Regions from separate parts of the Homo sapiens genome. Here region 2 is linked to region 1. Evidence: chromatin loops called from intact Hi-C (ENCODE). Cell type or tissue: IMR-90. All regions are shown on one strand.

Region 1 (8,000 bases):
TCCAGTGGTGCCCCTGATACAAGCATCAACAGGAACATTTTATCAGAGAGGTATAGGCCTCAGTAACATCATCATATTTCCCTGTAATCTCCATTCCACTCTAGTGTTTTGCAGTCTTATGCTTAAAGCGTATTTTTCATGTTATGAAATAGCACTTGCTGTTTATAAAATTCATTTGAAAATTAACCACCTAAGGCTGAAGGACACCTCCATTACTACCCTAAATGTACTACTTTTAGTATGTTTACAGGTTTATCTTGCCTAGTTAGGTCATGAGATATGGCTTTATTGGTTACTGTGCTTCCAATTCTAAACATCCTTAAGTCTCCCCATTCTAAAAATACTTTCTTCAATCTTGTTCCTACTCCCAAATTATAGTCCATGTCTTTTCCTTATAGCCAAACTTCTTAACTGAACATTCTTTATTTTACTTACTCAACTTCAAATTACTTCTTAAAGCACTGTGATCTTTCAGTTTCAACACCACCCCGCCACCTTTTTTTTTTTTTTTTTTTTTTTGAGATAGATCCACTCTGTAAACTCAGGCTGGTGTGCAACGGCATGATCACAGCTCACTGCGAGCTTGACCTCTTGGGTTCATGCATCCTCCTGCCCTCAGCCTCCGAGGTAGCTAGGACCACAGGTGTGTGCCACCATGCCCAGCTAATTTTTTTGATTTATAGAGACAGAATCTTGCTATGTTGCCCAGGCTGCTCTTGAACACCTAGCCTCAAGCAATCCTCCTGCCTCAGCCTCCCAAAGTACTGGAATTACAGGCATGAGTTACCACGCCTGGACAGTTTTAACACTTCTTAAAAACAAAAACTCAGCAGTGATTAAGGAATCACCAATCCAAAACCCAACGATGCTAGCTTCCTAAACTTGTTAATTGTTTCTCTTTCTTAAAATTCTTTTTCTCCCTTGGCTCTTATTTATTTATTTTACTTTTTTTTCAGACAGGGTCACACTCATTGTCCAGGCTGGAGTGGAGTGGCACAATTACCACTCACTGCAGCCTTGACCTCCTGAGTGCACGTGATCCTCTCACCTCAGCCTCCAGAGAAGCTGGGACTACAGGCATGCACCACCATACTGTGCTAATTTTTGTACTTTTTAGTAGAGATGTGGTTTCGCCATGTTGCCCTTGGGTCTTAGAGCATGGACTTAACTGTTTCCAGGATTCCATCCTTCTTTTCCATCTATATTTTCTGTCATATTTCCAAGTTTAAAAATTATTGCCCATATGTTGACAACCTTCTAAATCTGGATCGCTAGTCCTAATCTCTTCCTAAGCCCCAGATTCATATTTCTAACTACTTATAAGCCATTTTTATCTGGATATTCATGCAGGCATTTCAAAAATCAACACATCTAAGCTGCAGATGCCTCTCCCAATACCACATCATCACTAACTCCACCTCCCCAAACAGCTGTACCTTGCTAGAGAAAAAGGTCCTTGTTTAAAACTTTTTTTTAAGAAAAAAAATTTTGACCGGGTGCAGGGGCTCATGCCTGTAATCCCAGCACTTTGGGAGGCCGAGGCAGGGGGATCACCTGAGGTCAGGAGTTTGAGATCAGCCTGGCCAATATGGTAAAACCCCATCTCTACTAAAAATACAAAAATTAGCTGGGTGTGGTGGGGCGTGCCGGTAATCCCAGCTACTTGGGAGGCTGAGCAGGAGAATCGCTTGAACCAGGAGGCGGAGGTTGCAGTGAGCCAAGATCATGCTATTGCACCACAGCCTGGGTGACAGAGCAAGACTCCGTCTCAAAAAAAAAAATTTTTAAGTCTTAAACTCTTGTTCACCAAAAATTATAACAAAATCATTCAATAATTTATGACTTTTAATAATTTAACCAATGGCTCAAATTATAAATTATAATTACACAACAGTAAATAAAAAGAAATGAAGATGAGGCAACTTGAGCCAGTAGAATTATAATCAGATTTTTTTTTTTTTTCTGAGACAGATTCTCATTCTGTCGCCCAGGCTGGAATGCAGTGGCATGAGCTCAGCTCACTGCAACCACTGCCTCCCGGGTTTAAGCGAATCTCATCCCTCAGCCACCCAAGTAGCTGGGATTACAGGCTTTTGCCACCCCACCTGGCTAATTTTTGTATTTTTAATAGAGACGGGGTTCCACCATGTTGGCCAGGCTGGTCTCAAACTCCTGGCCTCAAGTGATCTGCTCGCCTCAGCCTCCCAAAGTGCTAGGATTACAGGTGTAAGCAACTGCGCCTAGCCTATAATTAGGTTTTTTAGAAAATCTATTTATATACAATGTAACCTCAATTGACCTACTGATCAATTGAGTAATCAATTAGTAAATAATACTATTTACTAATTTTACCAAATTTTTTCCAGGTCCTTGAAAGCCGTTAAAAAATGCATTGTCTTTATATATAATTCATGTATAATGTGAGTTGTTATACACTTCTCAGTGTTATATTATTAGGAAAGAGAAACTTTTGCATTATCATGAATCTTTCTAACCAATCATCTTTTTAAACAACTCTCCTAAATTATATCATAACTTACTTCTCTCACTGTATGTCCCACGTATCTTGATAGAGGTCAAGTTGTTTAGGAGCTTCTGAAATTCAAAAGGGGTAAGAGCAGGCCTCCAAGGGTAATCTGTTGCTTCATGGAGCCTGGAGAGAAAGAAAGGGCCACATTAACCTCTGTAAGGACAATTCTGGATGTTGGGGAAATATTTCTTATTCATTTATGCCCCAACAATGCAATGCTCTAACAATCAAATCAAATAAAAAATAAGACTATTGGTTTGGTAGTACAATTGGAAAAGATAAAGGTAAAGAAAGGAAGGCTCCCTTTTACAAAATCACCACAATAACCCAGAAGTTTTTCTTTAAAATACATCTAGAGGCCAGTTAAACTTAAATAAAGACACCACTTTCACAATGTTCGTCAAGTCTCACTTTACAAAGAAGGCTATCTTACCTGAAGACATACTTCACAGTGGTCTCACTTGGATAGGAATTGCCCTGAGCGATCAAGGGTACAGATACTCTTAAGCCAGCTCCCTCAAGCACAAGGTCTTCTGCAGAGAGGCGAGTATCTCGCCTGTCCACTCGAAAGGAGAAGGAGAGGTTCTGACCATAACTCAACACCTGCTTGCCCAAGAACTTTGCTGGAATACAGACACAATGGTGGGCAAGAATGTGAGACTGAGACTAAACAGAGGCACACAGCAGGTCAGACTGCTTTCTAGCCTTACTTACCAGGAGCAATGAAGTACCGAGGAAAGTAGCTGTCTGAGATCACGGCGATATCTTGCCTCTCAGAGGACCACTCGAGAGATGCTTCAGAGCCATCTCTCTGTTCCGCACGCCACCCATCCTCATCTGCAGGTAGAGAAGGAAAACACAAGCACTTTACACTGTAAACATCCTGAATTCAGGTCCTCTATGTATCATAAAAATGTGTAAGACCACACCTTGTATACAGAAAGGCATCAATAAACCTTTTTGAATAAATGGATCCTACAACAGTACCAATATATGCTATACCACTCAAACTATATTTTACTTTATTACTATTTATATAACATTTGTAATCACCATTCATTGAGATAAATTCTAAAGCCAAAAGTACATTTTCATTAAATTAAAAGGCCAAACTACAAAAACTATGCATGCTAAATAATACAAAGTGTTGCCAACCATCAAAAAGCCCTCAAAGAGTCACTGATTTTATTTTTAAAAATATTTTAAGTGTAATCTCACAGTTCTAACAGGTTGGGGGATGAGGTCTAAATTACCAATCTGAAAGGTAGAGGAGATAGAATAAACACTGTAGCCAACAGCGTTTGTACAGACAGAAGAATGCCCAAAGCAGAAGCAGGGTGTGCAACCCCGAGGATTAGATGATTCCAGATTAAAAAATCCAGGTTTGCATCTGAAAAAGATTAAGACACAATCAGTTACTTTTTTTTTACTTGAAATATGGTAACAGAAAACACAATGCAGCTAGAGAAAGAATGCACTACCTTTCACAATTGAAGCCTTCGACATTGTCTTTGCAAACACATCTTCCTGTTTCAATATTACATTCATCTATGCTGCCAGAGGGATCACAAGAGCATGGCCTATTCAATGAAAAATGGATAAAACAATCAGAGAAGGGAGAAAACTTCCACTCTTCAAGTCAGCCCTTTGTTTTACATGTTAACAGATTTTTTTTTTTTTGAGACAGAGTCTCACACTGTCGCCCAGGATGGAGTGCAGTGGCGCCATCTCAGCTCACTGCAACCTCCGCCTCCAGGGTTCAAGAGATTCTCCTGCCTCAGCCTCCTGAGTAGCTGGGACTACAGGCGCACGCCACCACACCCAGCTAATTTTTGTATTTTTAGTAGAGACAGGGTTTCAAAATGTTGGCCAGGATGGTCTTGATCTCTTGACCTTGTGATCCGCCTGCCTCGGCTTCCCAAAGTGCTGGGATTACAGGCGTGAGCCACAGGCGCCCAGCCAACAGACTTTTTTAAAAGAAATACACATAGAACAAAATGGACCCTAAAGTCATTTTTTTTTTTTTTGAGACAGAGTCTCGCTCTGTCACCCACGCTGGAGTGCAGTGGCGCGATCTCGGCTCACTGCAAGCTCCACCTCCCAGGTTCACGCCATTCTCCTGCCTCAGCCTCCCGAGTAGCTGGGACTACTGCTGCCCGCCACCACGCCTGGCTAATTTTTTTTGTATTTTTAGTATAGACGGGGTTTCACCATGGTCTTGATCTCCTGACCTCGTGATCCAGCCACCTTGGCCTCCCAAAGTGTTGGGATTACAGGTGTGAGCCTAAAGTCATTTTTATATTTGGTTTCAGTTTAAGATAGTCATCCCATTAAAACTCTGCTTACTCTCTGTACAAGCCAAACCCCTTGTGGCTCACCATTACAGCTAGTCCTCAGTCTTGTTGACAATTATTACAGGAAAAATGTTTACCCTGCTGCCAATAAGCCATAAGATCTATTAATATGTGTTGACTATATATAGATTCTGCCCCCTTCTTCTGGCTTTGAAAATATTTTACCTGCATCCTGCTTCAGTGAGAGAATGGAATCCAGGCTGGCAACGGTCACATTTGTCCCCCATCACTCCTGGCTTACAGCTGCATCTGCCGTAACTATCACACTGTGTGCTTAGAGAGCCTAAAATGTAAAATGCCTATTGTCAAACAAAAATTCGGCCAGATACGTAAGTAAAATCAATGTGTTAAAGAAAGATAACTGGTAATTAAAAGCAATGCCTGAGAACCAGTATGCAATCTCCTGATGGTCACAAAGGTAATAAAAACCAAATTTTAAATCAGAACTTTCTCAAAATCATGACCCTTTAAGTCATGGCATTTTAAGTTTCTAGACACATGCTAAGATGAATTTACTCATCAATGTTGAAAATCACTTTGTACCCAATGAAACACTGCACACAAGATCAGTTACTTCTCTGTGGGTGATCACAGCCCCTTAAGGCCCATGTCTAGAATTTAAGTATATATAGGCCTAAATGACAAATATAAAGGTTAAACTCTTGAAGAATGGGCTAGACTAAGAATGCTGTGCATCTCTGTACACACGCAAACATGCTAAGAATATTTCAGCACTCTAAGGAGATTAGACTAAACAAAATCATCAACAAGGAAGAACTCACAAAGCAGTTAACCTTTTACAGTCAAAGTTCAAATTGTCTCTATGATCCTGCTGCTAATTATTTGCAGAACCATTACTCAGGCCACCACCCCCCTCTTACACACCAGAAACTCATCTGAAAGTTCAACTTGGTTAAAAAAGGTGGAGGCATGGGGTAGAGACAGATCTTGACTGATTTCTGTGTTACAATAATGTATACATCTCCACATTTAGTTGTCCAAATGCCTTGGAAACAAAGCTTTCCTTTCCGGGGGTCCACGGAACTATCATTTTGTCTTTCAATCCATCTTCCTGTCACTTACCCACAGGACTACAGTGGCATGAAGAGCAGGCTTCATTGTTGCCAAGGCGGAAGAAGTTCTCTCGGCACCTCTCACAGTGGGCGCCATCTGTGTTATCCTGGCAGTTGGTACAGTGGCCCCCATGGCCAGTGGAACGATAGAGTTCAGGGTCGAAGTAGCATTCCTGGGATCGACCATTGCAATCACAGGCTGTCAGTCAAAACACACGAGTTACATCAGATCTGGGTACCTTTAAGAAGAGCATTTTAAGACTTAAAACCAAACATAATTTCCCACATCTCTGAGACAGACAGATGGTGGTAGACTAAGAATGATTACCAGATGCACTGTTCATTAACAACAACAAGAAGGTCAGGTGCAGTGGCTCATGCCTATAATCCCAGCACTTTGGAAGGCTGAGGCAGGCAGATCACCTGAGGTCATGAGTTTGAGACCAGCCTGGCCAACACGGTGAAACCCCATCTCTACTAAAAATACAAAAAATTAGCCGGGTGTGGTAGCAGATGCCTGTAATCCCAGCCACTTGGTAGGCTGAGGCAAGAGAATCGCTTGAGCCTGAGAGGCGGAGGTTGCAGTGAGCTGAGATCACGCCACTGGGCACCAGCCTGGGCGACAAGAGCTAAAACTCTGTCTCAAAAACAAACAAACAAAAAACCACCACCAACAAAACCCAACAGGATGTCAATAAAGGGTATATACAGCCAGATGATAAAGAAATGTTCCTCCCTCTAAAAAACAGCACCATCGTAAGATACAAGGAATTCTCGTACTTAGAAAATAATCTGCCTCCAGGTAATTGTTCATATACAAGTAAAAGTCAAGTCAAATTATAATTCTCCTGAATCTTTAGCCTTTATTCTAGTATCAACTCCAAAAACAAAGTGCCATTTTATATGCAGGCTTCAATTTACCTTAACTTTTTAGGCCTCAGATGAGTCAAATACATTAAGACACTAACTTCCAAAGTGCCAGATTATTTATATATCTAGACTGGGGTAACTTGAGACATATGGGTCAAAATTAGTGCCACGACAGATGAAAGCAGAATTAAAAAGAAATCTAGATCCTCCAGAAACATCCATGTACAGGGAAGCCTCAACTCCAAATGGGTGATCTGTTAAGTAGCTATATTCCCTGCAGGGCACAACCATATTTCAAGACCAAGTATCTGTAGTCACAAAAATTCCTTACTATATTTATAATAAAAAGATTTTTTTCTGAGTTATTGATTCTTCCCAAAATGTAGACAGTATCTTGAAGAGTAAATAAAAAGAAGTTTTATTTGGTTTCAAATCGAACAGGATGTTGTTTAAAAAAAATATTCGAATACATCTTTTTTGGAATATATTTTTCTTTTTTAATGCAGACTTCTTCTAACCAAAATCATGAACACATTTTGATTTGTTTGTTTTTTGGAGACAGGGTCTCACTCTGGAGTGCAGTGGTGTCACCATAACTCATTGCAGCCTCAAATTCCTGAGCTCACGTGATCCTCCTCCTGCCTTAGCCTCCCAAGTAGCTGGGACTACAGGTGTGTGCCACTATACTCAGCTAATTTTTAAAAAATTTTTTGCAGAGACAAGGTCTTGCTCTGTTGCTCAGACTGGTCTCAAACTCCCAGGCTCAAGTGATCCTTCTGCCTCATCCTGCCACGTAGCTGGGAGTACAGGCACATGCCACCATGCCTTGCTAATTATTTTATTTTTTATTTTTGCAGAGACAGGGTTTCACTATATTGCCCAGGTTGGTCCCAAATGAGTCTCCCACCTTGGCCTCCCAAGTGCTGGGACTGCAAGTGTGAGCCACCATACTCAGCCCCTTTTGTTCTTTTTCTCTCTTTCTTATGATCAGTTATTTCATAGTACAGTATTACAACTGAAAACTTTTTTAGAAACTTGAGTTATTGCCACCAAAAATTAGAGTTTTGTTAAGTTAGTTTTAAAGTGCCCTTTTCCTTCCTTCATTAGCTATTTCTCTTCCCTCAAGACGCCCTAGCTTATCCCTCAATCCACCAAGCCCAACCCACCTGAAGA
Region 2 (8,000 bases), 260 kb after region 1:
TACTGATCACTATCTTCTTTTTACTAAACAATCCTTTTAATAATCTTATTTAGCAATGGATAAGGATTTTTCCACCTATGTCACCATTTTCTTGAATTTCTCTGTATTTCATAGAAATTACCAAAGTTCTGAAGGTTCAACTCCTGTAAGTCAGATCAGCTGTTTAAATATCAACACATTATATATACACGCACTTTCATCCAGAGATTTAATTAGTGAGAATAAAATGAGATACAGACACAGTGCTCTGCACCTCAGTTACCCTGAAAAATAGCGTTACATGAAAGTATGAGCTCTGTATCTGTCCATCAAGAGAATTCTACATACTTGAGTTAAGGAATGTGAAAATGTTATTTCACTAAAGGTACAAAATGTAACCACCAAGTTTTCTGCGTCCTTTCCAAAAGTTGCTTGTATTCTACAACCTATCGTCCCCCTTTTCTACTACTGTCTTCCCTATAGTTTTTCTTTTTTTCTTTTCTAACACTTCTACTAACAGCTGGCTTCTAGAAAGACTTAAAATATTAGGATATTTGACTCTTCTGAGGTGTGTTCACATGCTACTGGTACTCAGAGATTGCTTTGTCACCTTGGGGTTATTTTCAAGTCTACGATCCTTGTGGTTTCCAGATCACTCCTAAACTGAATATGCGCAGGAGATGGTCAGTTTCTCAAGCAGTTATCTATTTTAGTTCTTAACTACCCATAAAACACAAACGTCTTAAATCCCAAGGAAGACATGATAGAGGTTTTAAATACTAATACAGGAGGTGCTAAGAAACCATGATCAGAAGCACTTTTTTGCTGAATTTCTCTAAGTACGACTAGAACATTAATATCATGACAACTATTTCAACAGCAAAGAAATAAATGACCCCGCAATCTCTTTCCCATATTTTATATGCTTCTCTGATTTACCAACTTCCAGTTTCCTCAATAGCCCTTGACTTAAACAAAAAACATTTAAAATACAAGTGTTTTTCATCCCTAGTTGATTTGACTAGAAATCTGTCATTTTTCTTCAGGGGAGTGTGGCAAAATGCACGAAAGTTAAAATATGCATACCCTCTGACCCAACAATTCTATGTCTAGGAATTTAATCCAATTGATCAAAGGCGTATACAAGTATGTTCATCCCAGCACACATATCAAAATATCAGAAAAAATCTTTAAGCCCGGTATGGTAGCTAGCCAGTGAATTCCAACATTTTGGGAGGCCAAGGCAGGAGGAATGCTGGAGGCAACGAGTTCAAGACCAGCCTGGGCAACACAGTGAGACACCATCTCTACAAAAATAAACATCAGTTAGGTCAGGTGATAGAGGCCTCTAGTCCCAGCTACTCAGGAGTCTGAGGCTGGCGGGTTGCTCAGCCCAGGAGTTTGAGGTTGCAGTGAGCAATGATGGTGTGTCCCTGTAATCCCAACAGAGTAAGACCCTGTCTCTCAAGAAACAAGAAATTCCTCTCAGGTTCAAGCGATCCTCCCACCTCAGCCTCCAAAGTACCTGGGACTACCCTGGGGTGCCATCACGCCTAATTAATTTTTGTAGAGATGGAGTTTCGCCATGTTGCCCAGGCTGGTCTTTAACTCCTGCACTCAAATAATCCACCTGTCTTGAACTCTCAAAGTGCTGTAATTACAGGCGTGAGCCACCAAGCCTGGCCTGGGTTTTGGATTTTTAAAAAATTATTCTATTCTTAAAATTTCCCCAAGGTGTATGTATTACTCTTGTAGTACACCAAAAGCAGTAAAAAAAAAAAATCTTCTAATTCTTAATTCTTAGCTCACTAGAAATATTCACAGGACAGGCATTTTGTGTGGGAAAACAATGCCTAACGTGAGCGTATCAATGACTATTTAAACCTTTCTCAGACTGCATGCCACTGTACAGCGTATGAAGATGCTCTACTTATCCCTTAAATAATCTATCACTTTTCCCTTGATCTTCTGTGCTTCAATAATTATTTTATATATTCTGCCACAGTGAATAAATACAAGGCAAGGCTCATAGGTAAAACAAGTTCTATCTATACCTGCACGGCCACTTCTATTATAAGGAATATATACATATTCTATATTACTCAAATATAAATAAGAACCAAGAACACAGAGACATCTAGAAATCGTATTTGTGTAATATAACAGTAAAAACCATGGCAGCAAATATGCCTTATTTATGCTTCAGAATACTAGTAAAATCTTTTCCTGCTGCATTCTAGTAGATTAAAAACACAAGTTCAAAAAGGTTATTTTGCCTAAGGACACATAAATGACTTAAGACTTCAAATTTCCTTTACTCCCAATATAATCCTTTCTCCAATTATTTTACTTTTTATTATTTTAACTATGTTACACTTGGATTACTAAATATGTTAAAAATAAAACAATAACCGACAAAAGTGAGACTAGTTAGAAAGTACCAGTGATGAAAGCAAAGGATAATATTTTTCCAACAGAAAGCTGGAAGAATAGTTCCAACTGTCCTCCAGATATGTGCTTTTAATTTTCATTGCATACATCTGCTTATCTCATTTTCTCTTTAGAATTTTACTACTCTTGCCTGGAGTCCAGCCATAGTAGTAGGTAATTTCAAGTGCTAACCTCTTCCCCACACTTCTGTCTGCTTTAACTGAAGTAGCTCTAATAATATGTACTAAGCAGTCACTGAAATTACTATGTACCAGGTACTGGGTAACTAACACTTTCTATACCATAAGAGGTTGGAGATCTCTCCCAAACTGTTATTTTGTAGTATTCTAGAATCCATACCTTTAATGTACACCTCTTGCCATTTACTCAGAACTACAGCAATTTCTTCCATCTTTCAAAACTGAAGTTCTAAAAGGTCCCAACTTTGCTTTTTCACATCTAAGCGTTATATACACAGTAACATGACTAAGCTGCCACAAAATGTCAAGATTCCTAATGCACTAGATACTACAAAATGTATCAGGCTCCACTATCTCTATCTTCTAAGGTTCTGAATTTATTTTATACAAAGAACCGTTCTTATCCTGAAATGATGGTACTATGGGGTAAGTACAGGATTGATAAAATTACATTAATATGCTTGATTTACATCCTACAATTACAATTCATCTCTTTCAAATAACTTTAAAGGTAGAAGACAACTATTTCCTACTTAAAATTTTCTGCATACAGCCCACAGGTTTTAAGTGGCTTGAGTATGGATAGACCGAAGGATAAAATTCAGTGAGTTTGGTTGAGAATTTACACTAAGGCTGATGTCATGGTTTGAGCTACTCATTCTGTTATACGCCAGTCCATAACTCTAAACTTGTGCTCTGTGAACTGAGATAATACACTTAAAATCAGGAACATAAAAAAACTTTCTAATACTTAACTGATGACTTCATGTGGTTTCCTATAGATGGCTACAAGTGCAAGATAATGGAAAAATGATTCAACAGTGGTAGTACTACAAAAATAACTAATGCTATCTCAGACTGTGCCAAAAGAAGTACAGTATATTAAAAACAAAAATAATAAAAAACTGTATTCTGTAATAACCAATCAGCATGCTCAGGCCTACTTTTCATATTACAGGTAGGTGCTGATGAATTTGAGTGTGTTTAAATCTTAGACTTACTGTACCTTCATGGCTGAACTATAAATGTTTAGTTGAGACTTTCAAACTAAGTACATACTAGGACACAATATAGGTTTTTAAAATTTTGAAGACTTGTTACAGGTAAGAGGTATGAGACTGATTTTGGGACAAACGCTAGGACAAAAACATGCAAGCCACAGAATGTAGATGCAATATGAGTTATAAGTAATTCACCCCAAATCAGAAGACACAGGTTTGCTAATACATTTCCATGCCACTGAACATTTTAAAAGACAGTGAGACAAAGCACTTCTCACTTGGGCAGGAATTTTTACTCTATTTATGACATGCAGACAACTTGAGACTCCTGTCTTCACAGCTCGCTTGTTAAATTCTGCTTCTTTCTGCTATATGCCACAACTGCTTTTGAGATTAGAAATGGATAGTGGTAGAAGGGAGAGGAAGGGAAGAGAAGAGCAGAGCAGAGCTGAGCTCAAGGCTTCTCTTCTGTAAAATTGCACTCTTGAACAATGTTCTTCCTGAAAGATGAGGTAAGAATTAAGAGTAAGAATATTTTATTGGAGTATGATGACATCTGGGGCTGCAGCCTTCACTGTAAGTCAAAAAATCCATAGCCAGTTTTAGGGGTGAGTCGGAAAATCAAAGAAAATTTTGTGAACAAGCTAGGAATCCTTTCCCAGAAAAATGTCAATTTATCATATTTTTTCAAGCCTAAGGTATCATCAGCCTTAGGATGCAACATGATTCCTTCACAGCAATTTTTTTTTTCAGGAGAAAACCCAATTCTCACATAAAATATACAATTATACTAATTATACAATTATACAAATATACTAATTATAAAAATGTATCTCAATTTCAGAAATGTTAAAAAGTTTCAGATATATGCTTTATACATGCAAATGTAAATGAACATGCACACATTTCAAAGTTTGTAACTCTCCTCTGAAAACTGATTATGTTTCCCAGGTTAAGCAACATTAACCCATCGGGGAAAAAATAATTTCTAAGTCAAGATGTAAGCCTACCTCAGAGGTAGTACCTGGCTATTTGCAATGCTCTCCCACAAAGTGCCAGAAGTACAGGGTAGAGCCAACGGAACTGTTTAACCTGAGAGCACTTAGAAGAGCTAATCAGTTCTTCCCTAAGTACTGGGACAAACATGCAGGCGCTGCTCATTGCTGGTAAGGTAATACAGTGTTAGTTAAAAGGAAGAATCCTAAAAGGCGGATTGCTTGGTTTTTTAATCCTAGTTCTACCACTTTCTGTGTTAACCTTGGGCATTTTACCTTCTTTATGCCTTAATTTACTGAAAGAGAAATACTATGTGAAATAGTACTTACATCTTAGGGTCATTATGAACTTCGATTGAGTTTTTTCTAAAAAGCTACTGCTTAGAATAGAACATGGCATACAGTGAAAGTTAACCATTACCTGTCTGACTGGTTTTTACTCAATATCAAGGTGGTTAGATAGAGATGACCAAGATTTGGATGAACTTTAGGACAAAGAATTCTTAATCTCGACAGTCTGATTCTAGGCCCAGAGACTCTTTAGCCCAGATAAAAAGAATCCCTCACATAGTCCAGTTTAGCTTATTAGTGTAGCATACTAGAGATTAGAAAAAGACTACGTTGTTTTTATGTTTTCTTTTTTTAAATTTAATTTCAAGGGCACAATGCTCTCTCAATCTTAAATAATTACAAAAATTAGTTAATCAAAGAAAGAATCAGAAATAGTCTGCTCTCTAGGTATTTCATGGTTGGTTTACCACTTACCTGAGTTACTACGATGTTACACTCTGCTGCTCGGTCATTCTGGATAAAGTCATCTAGAATGAACTGGGGAACCTGTGTGGTTTTCCCACATCCAGTAGCCCCTCTAATAATGACAACTGAATTTTGGCTGATTGCTTCCAGAATCTCACTTTCAAATTTCTTCACAGGCAGTAACTCTCTCTCCTGCAAGATCTGCATTAGAAAAGTCACACTTCAGTCAAATGTCTACCAACACATTAGAAGCAACTGTCTTGATCCTTTAAAAAACTTCCATCTCTATAGACTGGGCGCGGTGGCTCACGCCTGTAATCCCAGCACTTTGGGAGGCTGAGGATCATGAGGTGAGGAGTTCGAGACCAGCCTAGCCAACATGGTGAAACCCCATCTCTACTAAAAATACAAAAATTAGCCAGGTGTGGTGGGGTGTGCCTGTAATCCCACCTACTTGGGACGCTGAGGCAGGAGAATTGCTTGAACCAAGGAGGCGGAGGGTGCAGTGAGCCGAGACTGAGCCACTGTACTCCAGCCTGGGCAACTAAGCGAGACTTTGTCTCAAGAAAAAAACAAACAAAAAAACCAAACTTCCATCTCTATAAAAACTTACTCATTTCCATTGGCTTAGTGATGAAAATGTTTTTTTCAAAAAAGAATGTGTATATTTATATCTCTAATAGAACTACTTCTTTTCACTACACTTCTGAAGAATGTATCTTTTGATGTTGTCCAAAAACTAAATTCTCATTGTCCCTGAAAGTCGCACACGCATTCTTTTTAACATTTTAATTTTTTATTTGGAAAACACTAAAACAAACAAAAAAACCAACAACAAAAGGAGTCACTGCCTTAAATCTCTCCACTTTTATTAAATTACATTAAGAAGTGAAATTCTCTCACAGGCCCTCAACTCATAGCAACTAACTTCAGGGGTAACTAGGATTAGCAGTTTGGTACATATCTTTTGATATGCCCTCCTTAAAAGGGCAAAATGTACTGCTCATTGACTTTTTACCCATACCTAGAACATTCTGAAGCTCTGAGCACTACTTGTCTAAATAATTCAGACTTACTGCTTGCAAATCATGATCCTGTTCCAACTGGTACATCAATTCATTCTTGAGGTCCATGCTTATTTGCTCTGGAGTAGCCTGTAAAACAAAAAGCCAACATAGTCAAACAAAAGCACATAATTCAGCTTCAAAATAAATCCATTTTTTACCTAGACATACTAATCAAATATAGTCTCAAGAGTAAAACACAAGACTCTGATCTCAAAAACAATATTGCACTCACAAAAGCCAGAGGCCCCTCATCAATGTTGCTACTAGTCCAAGGATTCCAGTTGGATTGTGGAGGTGACCAAGGAACCACACCCACTTGGTTTTGTCGCTGAGATGGTTCGAACTGAGCCAATTTGCCAATGTTGAGTGCAACTGGCACAGAAGGATCTTCAGGCTATTAAAAAATAAGAAAAACAAACAAAAAATATGATTTGCTTGTCTACGGAGAGTTCTACGTAAATGTGAACTAAACAGCTTTATGCTTACCGGGGGCAAAATCTCAAGATTTAGCTCTTGAATGATGTTTTGCAGCTGATGCTCTAAATCTTGAGAGAGGTTTACTTTGTAAGGCTCCACCTATGGAAAAAGGATCACACATTAACAACACTACTCAAATCTACTATAATGGGGCTAAGACTATACAGTCAACACTAGGTCTACAATATTCCTAAACCAATAGTCAGTTCCCTTTTGTGAGAGAATTACTTCAATGATTATTTACTCACTGCCTATTATGAACATCATGCCAGACACAGAGATGATTAGCAGGGCCATTTTCATTTCCTGAGGTAAGATTCTTAAAATTAAACTTCTTCAGCCAAACACTAAACAAGAGCTAAATTGAATCTCACACTATCTCACAAGTCTATTAAATCTAAAGACTCACTGTCTCTCCTTCCTTCTTCTTTGTAAGTCCGGAGTAAGCTTCAACCACTCCAAGATGGTACAGTTGTCTGACAAGTGACAGGGCACAGGACTGTGCTGCCAATTTCTTATTTGATCCATGTTCTCGTGCAAAAATCCCTATAATGTAAGGTCAGGATTATCAGACAGAAAGAAATCATCTGAGTAAAGAAACATCTTATCACAAGAAACTATGGGCTTACGTACACAAGAAGCCCTAAAATACAGGGTATGCCATGGCTTCTAGTTCCTTTTTATTCTATTAATATCTGCTAAACAAAAGAAATTGCCAAACAGCTTATCAACTAAATAACCAACAGTTTTGATTACTGGCTGATACTAGGACTCATACAAATCAATATTATGAAAGCAAATAACCTATTTCAACAAAGTTGTCACTGTTAATATCAGACATTAAAATGGGGAAGAAAACATAGTTTGAAAAGACAAAGAGTAAAAAATAAACCAGTAAAAGTAATTGGGTCCAGAGTGGTTACCTAGACCAGGATTTGGGAAACTTTTTCTATAAACGGTCAATTAATAAATATTTTAGGCTTTGCAGGCCATATAGTATCTTGTCACAACTACTCAACTCTGCCTTTAATGTGTGAAAGCAGTCACTGACAACAGAGTTTGATAAACCATAGGACTGGGAATGGCTTTACGTTT

The links. Peaks named below come from ENCODE experiments on the same cell type or tissue, not always from the same donor. Only the 100,000 strongest peaks of a DNase experiment are listed, where the experiment ranks them.
Region 2: it touches region 1 in a loop (6-fold over the local background); 3 of 110 quality-filtered maps call a loop at or near these places.

The regions. Positions count from the first base shown.
Region 1 is chr1:183,112,687-183,120,686 of GRCh38, reverse strand. It overlaps LAMC1 (laminin subunit gamma 1), which reads right to left. Exons shown (of 28, transcript NM_002293.4): 5 at 5,968-6,156; 6 at 5,050-5,167; 7 at 4,012-4,110; 8 at 3,784-3,920; 9 at 3,245-3,367; 10 at 2,964-3,153; 11 at 2,541-2,653. Among named protein-coding and RNA genes, the nearest start is that of LAMC1-AS1, 25 kb to the left of the region's middle. In IMR-90, no CTCF peak of the experiment used is centred here; no DNase peak of the experiment used is centred here.
Region 2 is chr1:182,857,555-182,865,554 of GRCh38, reverse strand. DHX9 (DExH-box helicase 9) reads right to left here. Exons shown (of 28, transcript NM_001357.5): 8 at 7,315-7,451; 9 at 6,915-7,004; 10 at 6,661-6,822; 11 at 6,438-6,515; 12 at 5,371-5,562. Among named protein-coding and RNA genes, the nearest start is that of DHX9-AS1, 22 kb to the right of the region's middle. In IMR-90, no CTCF peak of the experiment used is centred here; a DNase peak (open chromatin) is centred at 3,334.